2 separate regions of the Homo sapiens genome follow, and region 1 is linked to region 2. Evidence: chromatin contacts called from ENCODE Hi-C or POLR2A ChIA-PET data. All regions are on one chromosome and are shown on one strand. Each heading gives the region's core, a stretch centred on a gene start or an enhancer-like site at or near the end of the contact. The rest is flanking DNA. Distances are from core to core; before and after follow the strand shown. Region 1 overlaps USP34 (ubiquitin specific peptidase 34). Region 2 overlaps XPO1 (exportin 1).

Region 1 (6,431 bases), core at 354-2,853, 300 kb after region 2:
ATGTCAGAGCAGCCTCTAGTTCAGAGGTTAGTGGGTTAGCAGACTCTTTTTGCAAAGAGGGGACACTATATATTTTAGACTCCACAGGCCACAAGGTCTCTGTAACATACTGTTTTTTGTTTGGCTAATGGTTTTTTTGTTTTGTTTGAGACAGAGTCTGGCTCTGTCACCCAGGCTGGAGTGCAGTGGCACAATCTCGTCTCATTGCAACTTCTGCCTCCTGGGTTCAAGTGATTCTCCTGCCTCAGCCTCCTGAGTAGCTGGGATTACAGGTGCGTGCCACCACGCCTGGCTAATTTTTGTATTTTTAGTAGAAACGGGGTTTCACCATGTTGGTCAGGCTGGTCTCGAACTCCTGACCTCATGATCTGCCTGCCTTGGCCTCCCAAAGTGCTGGGGTTACAGGCATGAGCCACTATGCCCAGCCTGGCTGATTTTTTTTTTTTTTTTTTAACCTTTAAAAATGTAAAAGCCAGCCGGATATGATGGCTCATGCCTGTACTCCCAGCACTTTCAAAGGCCAATGCAAGAGGATGAATTATGCCAGGAGTTTGAGACCAGCCTGGGCAACATGGCAAGACCCCATTTCTACAAAACTTTTTGAGAGAGTTTGCTCTGTCACCCAGACTGGAGTGCAGTTGCATAATCTTGGCTTACTGCAACCTCTGCCTTACGGGTTCAAGCAGTTCTCCTGCCTCAGCCTCCTGAATAGCTGGGATTACAGGTGTGTGCCACCACACCCAGCCAATTTTTGTATTTTTAGTAGAGACGGGGTTTCATTATTCTCCTGCCTCGGCCTCCCAAAGTGCCGGGATTACCAGCGTGAGTCACCATACCTGGCCCAAAACTTTTTTTTTTTTTTTTTTTGACAGAGTTTCACTCTTGTTGTCCAGGCTGGAGTGCAATGGCACGATCTCGGCTCACCGCAACCTCCGCCTGCCGCGTTCAAGCAATTCTCCTGCGTCAGCCTCCCAAGTAGCTGGGATTACAGGGATGTGCCACCACGCCCTGCTAGTTTTGTATTTTTACTAGAGACGGTTTCTCCATGTTGGTCAGGCTGGTTGCGAATTCCTGACCTCAGGTGATCCGCCCACCTTGGCCTCCCAAAGTGTTGGGATTACAGGCATGAGCCACTGCGCCTGGCCCCAAAATATTTTTTTAAGAAAATTGTCCCAGCCTGCAGTCTTAGCTACTACGGAGGCTAAGGTGTAAGGATCACTTGAGCACAGCGGTTCAAGGCTGCCCCTGATCTGTGATCACGCCACTGCACTCCAACCTGGGCAACAGAGTGAAGACACTGTCTGTCTCAAAGAAAAAGCCATTCTTAGCTCACAAGTCCATATAAAAACAGGCCATGGGTCAGATTTGGCCTGAGGGCCATAGTTTGCTAACCCTTCCTCTACTTTGATGAGTAATTAGGATACAGGAACATGGGAACGTAGGAACTCTCTTCCCTATAGCCACAGATGTGATGACATGTCCTTGTTTACCTATGTGTGTGGTGATACCGTGGTGGGTATATGCTGCCAAACACCAACCAGATTAGGTTAGGATAAAGGGGAAGTAGCATTTCCTTGCCTCTTGTGTCTAAAGGGACTCATCTTGACAGGAAAATAAATTGGCTTACCTGTGGAAGGGATCCTAGGCATCCTTGGTAAGTTCTGAGTGAGTGACCTGACTTGCCTGTGTAGGATGTTCTCAAGTCCTTGGTCTAACCCACGGTTTGGCAAATTACAACCCACATGCTGCCTGTTTTTGTATAACCATGGCTACCTGCTAGCTAAGAATAGTTTTCATATTTTTAAATTTTTTTTTAATATAGAATATTTTCTGACATGAAAATTATGAGATTCCCATTTCAGTGTTTGTAAAGTTTTACTGAAAGACAGCCACACCCATTTCCTTACTCTTGTCTAAGGCTGCCTTCACACTGCCTCAGCAGGGTTGAGCTGTGTTAACAGAGCATGGCCACAAAGCCTCAAACACTATTTGGCCCTTCCCAGAACAAGTTTGCTGACTCCTTGTCTAACTCAGTCTTTTCTTAACTGGAAGAGGATGGTCTGTGTTATATTTCTTCTTCTCCATGATTATACTTGCCCTGGGGACCCTAGGGGATGTGGAAGATGGGAAATTCATTTAGGACTGTGGTAATGAAGCTTCTGTACTTTCAGAGATAGGATGACAGAGGATAGGGGCACACATCTTAGTGACATATTTTACATCTGGAATAGTCAAGAAGTGGAGAAGTAAATTCATAGAGGTTCCAAATAGCACTCTCTGACATAGTGCCAGATGCGGTCCACTCAGAAGATCCTGGGAACAAGCCAAGAAACTGGTGTTAAGGGCCGCATTTACTTAAATGTACCACAAAGGTCATTCTATCTTTGAAGAAAGAAGGTAAAAGAGGAAAGATATGTTTAATTCTCCACTTTTTTTTTTTTTTTTTTTTTTTTACCTTTCCCCTCCTCCCTCCTGCAGTCTAGCCACCCTATGAAAATTATCTAATAGGCAGAGTGGTACCTTAATCCAAGAAAGATTTGGAGCCACTTGCAGTAACTTTTTCTTTTCCCAGATAAAGTTCTAATACTCAAAAAAGAAGAGTTGATTTAAGTCCCATATCCTTCAGGAATGAGGTATAGGATATAAATAAATTCAAAGTACCACATTCTAAGATATTTCACTAAACATTGGAATGAATTTTTCCCCTTTATGTACTTTAAAATATAGAAAATATGCAGTTATGACTAGAAATAGCTGTAATATTGTACCTGCAGAGTTGAGTATCTCACTAGTATAATTTATAATTATAACCTATTCTGATTTCTTTTCAAATATTAGGTGTCCTAGTTGCCTATGAAGGTTTGCCACTTCATCTTGCACTGTTCCCCAAACTTTGGACTGAGCTATGCCAGACTCAGGTAAAGAAAATGAGTTTTAGATGATTGGTCTTTAATCTTATCTGACCAAGTGGTCAATAATTTTAGGAACAGTGGGTTGAAGACTTGCTGAAAAGTGGGGACATTTTAGAATCTTGATAGGTAACATATGAATGAATGAAAATACTAGCTATTACATATTAGGCATCTAGTTTCCCTTTGATTTTTTTAACTTAAGTAGATTTCTATCATAGAGGATATTTTAAATAAGCTGGTTATAATTGAATTTCTCATTTATAGATGTATATCAACAGTTGTGGGGAAAATCCAAAACAGGGAGATAGTGGGGGAAAAGGCACTTGCCACTTCTTCCTCTCCTTCACCTCCCTGTCTCTACCTCTTTTCCACCATTCCAAAACCTCTAGCAGAAACCCTGTCAGCAGTCTGTCCTTTAGCTTTTCATAATCTGTAGTTTTTCAGGGGTCTGATGCACTTGTTTTCTTACAGCGATCTCCTTGAAAACAGGAAAGATTACTGTTCCTACCTTAAGTGTCTAAGAGCCAACTCCTTAAAATTAAGTGGCTGCATAAATAATGCTTGTTAAGTTACAAAGGCAGAATTGGGAAGAGGAGGAGGTACTAATGTTTGGCTCATTCCTTGGATCAGGCATAAAGGATCCCCACTACCTTTCAGTCCCTGAAAAAACTGTTGATTGTACTGCCTGGTTGCATCTGCTCTACCCCATTGGAAGAGATGAATTTATTCACCTTCCTTAGGTGCAACCCTTGACCCACATCATGCTTTCCTGAAGTATTTTGAGTCTGGTTCAGCCTCCTACCAGGCTGTAGTGTGCTCTGGATTCTCCTAGATGTTTGCCATCCTGTACTCTACTGGTGGTTTCTCTACTTTTCCAAAACAGAACTCAAGTGTAGAGACCTTATCAGAGTCATCTCCATCCCCTGAAGAAATGCCACGTTGTTCTCTACAGTAGAAATCTTTCAGAGGCTAGTATACACTGATCTTAGCTCACTTGACTTAGCATACAGTAGGCATTCAGAAAATGACTTTTATCAGTTGATTTTTGAGCTGAGTGTTCTGTTCAGTCAATTGGAGATCTCGTTTTCCCTCTCCACTGCTACTGCTGTTCTTTTTCATTCTTCCTGATTTGGGTAGTTTCTTGGTTTCTGTACTCTCCCACTACCTATTGCTCCCTATTGCTTTCTCTACTTCTGCATCGCAGGACTCCCTTCGCTTGACTTCTTTCACAGACAGAACTCACTGTGCCCCCAAATTTCCCTTAAAACAAAGCCTAACCATATAAGGCCTCCAAAGCTTCCAGTGCTATAGAAGCAGCCATCCTGAGCAAGAAACAGAGGCAGAGGCACAGGCTGTGACTGGTAGACCAAGGCAGGTTTTTCCTAGTGTTAAGGATCTCAAGACCTGGGTCTTGGTCCTACTTGAATCCTAATTTCTTGACTGACCTTGAGTAATTTACTTATGACAGCTGCATACTTTAATAAGATATACACATATGCATATATATATATATATAATCTAAATTTTGTCCTATTTAAAAAATATATTGCTTTTTTCCATATAAATTATTAAAATGCACATTTAAATCTATGGAGTGTATCTGCTTAAAGACATACTACTTGTGTTTAAGAGCCATGACTATTTGAAAACAGGAAAACCAAATTTTAGTAAAATTTCCATATATTGAGACCACTGATTCTGTGTGAGATAATTAGGAAAGAAGATTTATTGTTTACCCTTGCAGTGTTTATGGGGGGAAAAGGTATTTACAGAATTACTGTTGCTAGCGAGAATATACAGTAAAGTTTAAAACATTTTGGAGAATTGATTTTGATTCTTAAAATGTGTCTTTTTGCAACATATGCTCTGGTTACCTATAAATACATTAATTTGGCCCTTGAAAACATTCACATCCTATTCTTTGTTAGCCTTATTTTTCCAGTCCTTGTTAACTCTCTCAGTGCTGGATAATAAACCTGCATTTCTTTTAAAACATTTGTTCAGTTTCGGCATCAGTGTCTTCCCCCAGCACTCCCTTAATCTAAATTAGTAACATTTTACTGTATGAAAAATAGTTGCTGTTAACTAAAAATTCAATAGGTGAGTTAGACATGGCTTTTCAAGTAGGATTTTCAGTGGCTTCAGATTCCATCATACACAAGTGTATGTTTTTTCTGTGTAAGTTTTTTCCGTGTAAGTTTTTTCCGTGCTCAACCGTAAGTGCTCAACCATCTTCTCCCCACTTTAGTCTGCTATGTCAAAAAACTGCATCAAGCTTTTGTGTGAAGATCCTGTTTTCGCAGAATATATTAAATGTATCCTAATGGATGAAAGAACTTTTTTAAACAACAACATTGTCTACACGTTCATGACACATTTCCTTCTAAAGGTACGTAGTACTTTGGAAACTCAGTGTGTCATTTCTAATTAGTTAATGCTTGTGGTTTCATTATGCTGGTCTTTTGGAGATTTTTTTAAATCTTCTTTTTCAGGTTCAAAGTCAAGTGTTTTCTGAAGCAAACTGTGCCAATTTGATCAGCACTCTTATTACAAACTTGATAAGCCAGTATCAGAACCTACAGTCTGATTTCTCCAACCGAGTTGAAATTTCCAAAGCAAGTGCTTCTTTAAATGGGGTAAGAACTATGCAGAGGCGGCGGCACACACTTTTAAACTGTCCTTCAGTTAACTGTGTGGCCTTCATATGATTTTACTCTCGTAACTTTAACTTACTGATTCAAACTCTTAAGCCATGTGCGACAAAAAAACAAGTTTTAAATACACGTTTACTATGCCTTGTATGTACACAGCACACTCTATCACCTTGGAAGCTACAAGCTGGTATCATTAAATGCTGAAAGGTAATAAAGGGAACATCTTAGTGGTCTTATCTCTAGTTGGGTATATTTTTGGAAACAATACTTGTGATGTTTCTATTACTGCCTATGGCTCCTATGTAACTGAAACAATTAATGATCTACTGATTTAAAAAAGGCAGTTAAATCTAGAGCATTAGTTGCCTTGTGCAGACTCCCATGACAGCCATGTCCTAGAATAATGGAACACTCTGGAAATGGGCTAGAATGTTGAGCAGCAGCCTCCCAAATCACAGTATGCATAAAAGCCAAAACAGATGACAGAGCTCAGTAAGGAAGACCTTACTATTTGTGACATCCATCAGAATTTTAACTTGAGAAACTGATTTCAAGGTTTGTTTTTAAAATTCTTATATTTCCTTTTCCATTTTTCAGAAAACACTATTTCAGGCTTTGGTCTGACTTACTGGTTCGTGGGCATAAAATAATGCTATTAGTGACTTTAAGAACTAATGAGGCTGGGCACGGTGGCTCATGCCTGCAATCCAAGCATTTTGGGAGGTCGAGGCCGGTGGATAACGAGGTCAGGAGATTGAGACCATCTCAATGGCCAACATGGTGAAACCCTGTCTCTACTAAAATAGAAAAAATTAAGCCAGGCGTGGTGGCGGGCGCCTGTAGTCCCAGCTACTTGGGAGGCTGA
Region 2 (6,105 bases), core at 3,485-5,984:
GTTCATCTTTTAACTGATAATTTAAAATTGATACCATGTTATGGCTTAAGTTCTATAATGGTTTAGCCTGGGCAAGTTGGTGAAACCGGTCTCTACTAAAAATACAAAACAGCCAGGCGTGGTGGTGTATGCCTGTAGTCCCAGCTACTCGGGAGGCTGTGGCAGGAGAATCTCAAACTCAGGAGGCAGAAGGTGCAGTGAGCCAAGATCGTGCCACTGCACTCCAGCCTGGGCAACAGAGCGAGACCCTGTCTCAAAATAAGTAAAGTTCTACAGTGGTTTATCCAGAGATAATCACTGTTACCAGTTGGTTGTATTATATTTTCAGATGTTTTCTTGACTGATATAATGAATAAATTAAGTATCTAATTGGAACATTATAACTTGACCTCTTCAACTTCGTAGTTTAGTTTGGTAAGATAATATGGATTTATAGTATTTGAATGATCAGTTTATTGCTTAATTATGTAAAAACCTTTCTATTGTCAACAGTCCTACAGAGAACATTCTCAGACATAAGATATTATGCAATTGTCCAAACATTAATTTATTTAAATATTTTAATGTTTAATCACCAGATTATTAGGTATGTTTAATTTTAAGGTTTTAATGCCCCCTGATTTCCAACCCCAGACGATAACTGTTTATCTTCTCAACAATAGAATATATAAGCCAATTTTCCCATATTCTTATTACTCTTAGATACATTGACCATTTCCCAAAATTCTAAGCAATCACAAGTTTTAGGTCCTGTGTAATTACACAGAAAGTATAACATTCCTAAAAGTCATATCACAGATTCTAGGAAAGTTGTTAAGGAGCCTTGTTATTTTAGGACACATCAAAAGAAAGCAGTTTAGGCCGGGCGCTGTGGCTCACGCCTGTAATCCCAGCACTTTGGGAGGTCGAGGTGAGCGGATCACGAGGTCAGGAGATCGAGACCAGCCTGGCCCAACGTGGCAAAACCCTGTCTCTACTAAAAATACAAAAATTAGCCGGGCGTGGTGGCATGCATGTGTAGTCCCAGCTATTTGAGAGGCTGAGGCAGGAGAATCGCTTGAATCCAAGAGGTGAGGTTGCAGTGAGCCGAGATCAAGCCCCTGCATTTCAGCCTGGGCGAGCGAGACTCTGTCTCAAAAAAACAAAAAAAGTTTGCTCCTAAAGCATTTACTGTATACTAGGTAGGCAATAAAATTCCCTCTCAGTATATCTGCATGATAAAATATGTTCATTCACTTGGCCTGTTTTTGACATCTACCCCTATATTTAATTGTTAAAGCCTTTTTCCTTTTAATTGTGAATTTTAAGTAAAGTGTGTATCAGGCCAATTAATTTTATGGTTCCCTCCCCCCTTTTAAATAGTTCCTGAATGTTCCAATGTTTCGAAATGTCTCTCTGAAGTGCCTCACTGAGATTGCTGGTGTGAGTGTAAGCCAATATGAAGAACAATTTGTAACACTATTTACTCTGACAATGATGCAACTAAAGCAGGTAATATAATACTATCTTGAAAATTGGCTGAATAATTTTAGTGCCTTAGAAAATACCAAATTCCAAATGAGTTATTTTAGAACGACGTATCAAAGATAAGCCATAATCTTTTGTTTATTACATAAAATTTGTAGTAAGCTACAAATTTTTATGATGTTTCCAAAAATTTCTTAAAATTCAGGTTTGGGGTGTGTTGTGGTAATTTATTTCTGCACACTTTAGGAGCTTGGTCTTTTGGGAGATACCTGACCAGACAGTGGGAAACCTGGGACTTGTTCCTAACATTGTGTCTGAAGGAATTCTTTTCAGCCCTAGTTTGATTGGTTATCTATTAAATGATCTAGAAGGTTATTCATAATACTGTGTTCATGGCCAGGCATGGTGGTTAATACTGTAATCCCAGAACTTTGGGAGGCCAGAATGGGAGGACCAGTTGATGCCAGGAGTTCGAGACCAGCCAGGACAACATAACCAGACCATACCTACGAAAGATTTAAAAAATAGCTAGCTGTGGTGTTGCACACCTGTAGTTCCAGCTACTCTGGAGGCTGAGGCAATAGGATCGCTTGAGCCTATTAATACAAAGTTAAAATGAGCTATGGTCACACTATTGCACTCCAGCCTGGATGACAGGGTAAATCCCTGTCTCTTTTAAAAAACAAGGAAAGATAGATTACTATGTATGTTTGTGATCTGAATGAATGAATTGATTATTTTTACATTTTTCAATGTCAGTGAGAAATACTAGAAAAATTTAAAGGCTGTGATAGCGGCCTTTAATTTATTTGAGAAGAGTCAAAATCTAAGTCCTAGAGATATAAGAATAGGTATACTGGACCTAGGAGTTCTGTATGTGGTTTAATATTAGCAAAAGGGTGTTGGGATATTAGGGCTTAAAAATAATAGTGTTGGCTGAGTGCAATAGCTCAGACCTTTAATCCCAGCACTTTGGGAGGCTAAGGTGGGAGGATTGCTTGAGCCAGGAGTTTGAGACCAGCCTGGACAACATAACAAGATACCGTCTCTACAAAAATGTTAAAAATAAGCTTAGTGCGATGGCACATACCTGTGGTTCCAGCTACTCGGGAGGGGCTGAGGAGGACTGATTGGGCCTAGGAGGTGGAGGCTGCAGTGAGCTTTGGTCATACCACTGCACTCCAGCCTGGACAGAGTGATACCTTGTCTCAAAAAAATAATAATAAAATATTAAGTGTCTTTAGTTGTTTTATAAAATGCGAACTGATCGTCCCTTTTAAAATTTGCAGATGCTTCCTTTAAATACCAATATTCGACTTGCGTACTCAAATGGAAAAGATGATGAACAGAACTTCATTCAAAATCTCAGTTTGTTTCTCTGCACCTTTCTTAAGGAACATGATCAACTTATAGAAAAAAGATTAAATCTCAGGGAAACTCTTATGGAGGTAAGATATGTGGAGCTTTTGCTCCTAAAATTCTGCTCTGCCTACTAATAACTCTTAAAAGTGCCTTTTTCTAAAATGTATGTACCTTTTGAGATTTCTTATTACTTAATATTTGATCAGTACATTATATATATTCTCAATTCTGAATTACAGTTATAAGCCCAGTTTTCTGATTTTATGTTCTCCATAAAGCTAGGACTAAAAATTTATAATCAAAATTAAATTACTAATTATTATATCATTTCTAAGGTTAAAATTTCAAAGACCTTATTTTAAAATTTCAGTTTTAATTCAAATAACATGCATTTGTTCATTTAAAGATATACAATTCATCGTGTAATCCCAGCACTTTGGGAGGCGGAGGTGGGTGGATCACTTGAGGCAGGAGTTCGAGACCAGCCTGGCCTACATCGTGAATCTCTGTCTCTATTAAAAATACAAAAAAATTAGCTGTGCGTGGTGTCACATGACTGTAATCCCAGCTCCTCAGGAGGCTGAAGCACAGGAATTGCTTTAGCCCAGTAGGCTGAGGTTGCAGTGAGCCAAGATCACAGTACTGCACTCCAGCCTGAGTGACAGAGCAAGACTCTGTCTGAAGGAAGAAAATGTCTCTCTCTCTCTCTTTATATATATATATAAACTTAAGTATATATATATATAAACATAAGTATATATATATATACACACACACACACAATTCAGTGGCATATTAGTATATATACAATGTTATACAACCATTAATACCTAGATCCAAAACATTTTCATCACCCGAAGGTGACCCTTTACCCCTAAAACAGTCACTTTCTCCTTTGTTCTCTCCCCAACTTCTGGCAACCATTATTTTGGTTTCTGTCTCTGTAGATATATCTATTCTGATTATACCATATAAAGGGAATCATGCATGTGACCTTTTGTGTCTGGTTTCTTTTATTTGGTGTTGTGTTTTCAATGTTCTTCCATGTTGTAACCTGTATCAATACCTCACTTTTTATCATGTCTGAAGAATATTCTCATTGTATGAATATTCAGTATTTTGTTTGTTCTCTCCTCTGTGATGGTACATTTGGGTTGTGATACCACTTATTGGCACCCAAGGCCTTTTAAATAAATGTCGTTCCATTAGGAGACATGATAAAAATACATATTGATCAACTACTATGTGAGAGATTTTTGAAGTGCTTTAGGGCATGTCAGAAGAAGCAGAGTTACTCCAGAGTTTGCTGTCTATTTGATAAGTATTGAAATCTGAGTTGTGATGAATAAAACATGAATTTTTATTTTCCCTTAAGGTGTAACAAGTGAAAAGCAATTTGAAGTTGGTAATGTTTAAGAATTATTTTAACAGTTTTGGTCTTCTGTGTAGGCCCTTCATTATATGTTGTTGGTATCTGAAGTAGAAGAAACTGAAATCTTTAAAATTTGTCTTGAATACTGGAATCATTTGGCTGCTGAACTCTATAGAGAGAGTCCATTCTCTACATCTGCCTCTCCGTTGCTTTCTGGAAGTCAACATTTTGATGTTCCTCCCAGGAGACAGCTATATTTGCCCATGTTATTCAAGGTAACAGAGCGGTTGGTTGAGTGTTCTTCCTGTTGCATACTGTGGTTTTGAGGTCTGAATCCAAATACTTCTAATCTGTGTAAATAAATTAGCTATAAAAAGAGAACCCAACAACTTCTCCATGAGTGTGGAAAACTAGAACATGAAAGGAGTTGAGTCTAGAACCTTGATTCTCAAGAGTGTGGTCCTTCTCTCAGTATCAACATTGGTTGTGATTTCGTTAGGCAAATTCATTGGCCACCTGCCAATCTACTAAACCAGAGTCTAGGAATGAGACACAGGAAACTCCTGTAACAGAAGTTGGTTAAAAAAATCACATTAAAACACACTTAAATAATTATAAAGCCATTTTTGTAGAATTACAGTGAAAAAAAATTTTTTCTTTTGGAGACAGGGTCTTGCTCTGTGGCTCAGGTTGGAGTGCAGTGGCGTGGTCATAGCTCACTACAATCTTGAACTCCTAGACTAAAGCAATTCTCTTGTGTCAGCCTCCCAAGTAATTGGTTGCAGGCACACACCACCATGCCTAGCAAATTTTAAATTTTTTAGTTTTACTTCATTTATATTTACATAGTTTTTTCTGTTGTGCTTTAAGCCCCAGTATTTTTATTGTTTTAGAGATTGGGTGTCATTTTGTGTTGCTCAAGCTGCTCTCAAATTCCTGGCCACAACAGTTCTTTTTGCCTCGGCCCTCCGGAATAGTTGGAATTATAGGCATGAATCCCTACACATGGCTGGCTTGTGGTTTTTTTGGTTTTGTTTGTTTTTAACTAAGCTTCTACACTAATGATTTCAGTGATCTAACGATTTTTTTCTTGATTGATATATTGTTGAGTATAGGTCCGTTTATTAATGGTTAGTCGAATGGCTAAACCAGAGGAAGTATTGGTTGTAGAGAATGATCAAGGAGAAGTTGTGAGAGAATTCATGAAGGATACAGATTCCATAAATTTGTATAAGAATATGAGGGAAACATTGGGTAAGTTAATAAATACTGTTAATCTTTACCTTTATAAATCTATTCTGGGGTGGAAATACATTTTAGGAAATGTACTTGTAGTTTCTAAATATTTTCTAAATGTATTGTTACTCATCAATAAAATTCTGCTCATTATTTGCATTTGAAACCATGTTTTTCTTTGTAGTTTATCTTACTCATCTGGATTATGTAGATACAGAAAGAATAATGACAGAGAAGCTTCACAATCAAGTGAATGGTACAGAGTGGTCATGGAAAAATTTGAATACATTGTGTTGGGCAATAGGCTCCATTAGTGGAGCAATGCATGAAGAGGACGAAAAACGATTTCTTGTTACTGTTATAAAGGTATGCAAGGGATAGGTATGAATTAGAATTGCTAAATAAGTATTATGTTGTTACAATAAATAATACAAATTTGTCTTATTTACAGGATCTATTAGGATTATGTGAACAGAAAAGAGGCAAAGATAATAAAGCTATTATTGCATCAAATATCATGTACATAGTAGGTCAATACCCACGTTTTTTGAGAGCTCACTGGAAATTTCTGAAGACTGTAGTTAACAAGCTGTTCGAATTCATGCATGGTAAATCTCTTTCTTTACTATATTTTGCTTTTATTTTTATTGAAGAAAATAAATGAATGT

What was found. Hi-C counts contacts between places; a loop is a spot of excess contacts on that map. ChIA-PET counts read pairs that join two places held with the same protein, here RNA polymerase II (POLR2A). Pooled maps may share reads with other maps.
Region 1: a map with no recorded cell type shows a loop between it and region 2 (1.9-fold over the local background). The contact joins two enhancer-like sites. A Hi-C loop is called at or near these places in 1 of 168 maps with a recorded cell type or tissue (CD8-positive, alpha-beta T cell), 3 of 37 single-sample maps with no recorded cell type and 1 of 50 pooled maps. POLR2A ChIA-PET finds 5 or more read pairs at or near these places in 1 of 52 experiments (activated naive CD4-positive, alpha-beta T cell).

What each region holds. Positions count from the first base shown.
Region 1 is chr2:61,189,388-61,195,818 of GRCh38, reverse strand. USP34 (ubiquitin specific peptidase 34) reads left to right here. Exons shown (of 80, transcript NM_014709.4): 76 at 2,839-2,918; 77 at 5,161-5,301; 78 at 5,405-5,548. Among named protein-coding and RNA genes, the nearest start is that of C2orf74-AS1, 14 kb to the right of the region's middle. Within about 2 kb of position 1,603, at least 5 of the 41 ENCODE cell types and tissues checked have a DNase peak (open chromatin) inside an H3K27ac peak, as active enhancers do; they include CD8-positive, alpha-beta T cell, where a contact is called at or near this core.
Region 2 is chr2:61,492,265-61,498,369 of GRCh38, reverse strand. XPO1 (exportin 1) reads left to right here. Exons shown (of 25, transcript NM_003400.4): 10 at 1,363-1,491; 11 at 2,757-2,915; 12 at 4,279-4,476; 13 at 5,317-5,455; 14 at 5,622-5,803; 15 at 5,889-6,045. Among named protein-coding and RNA genes, the nearest start is that of USP34-DT, 24 kb to the right of the region's middle. Within about 2 kb of position 4,734, at least 2 of the 41 ENCODE cell types and tissues checked have a DNase peak (open chromatin) inside an H3K27ac peak, as active enhancers do; they include CD8-positive, alpha-beta T cell, where a contact is called at or near this core.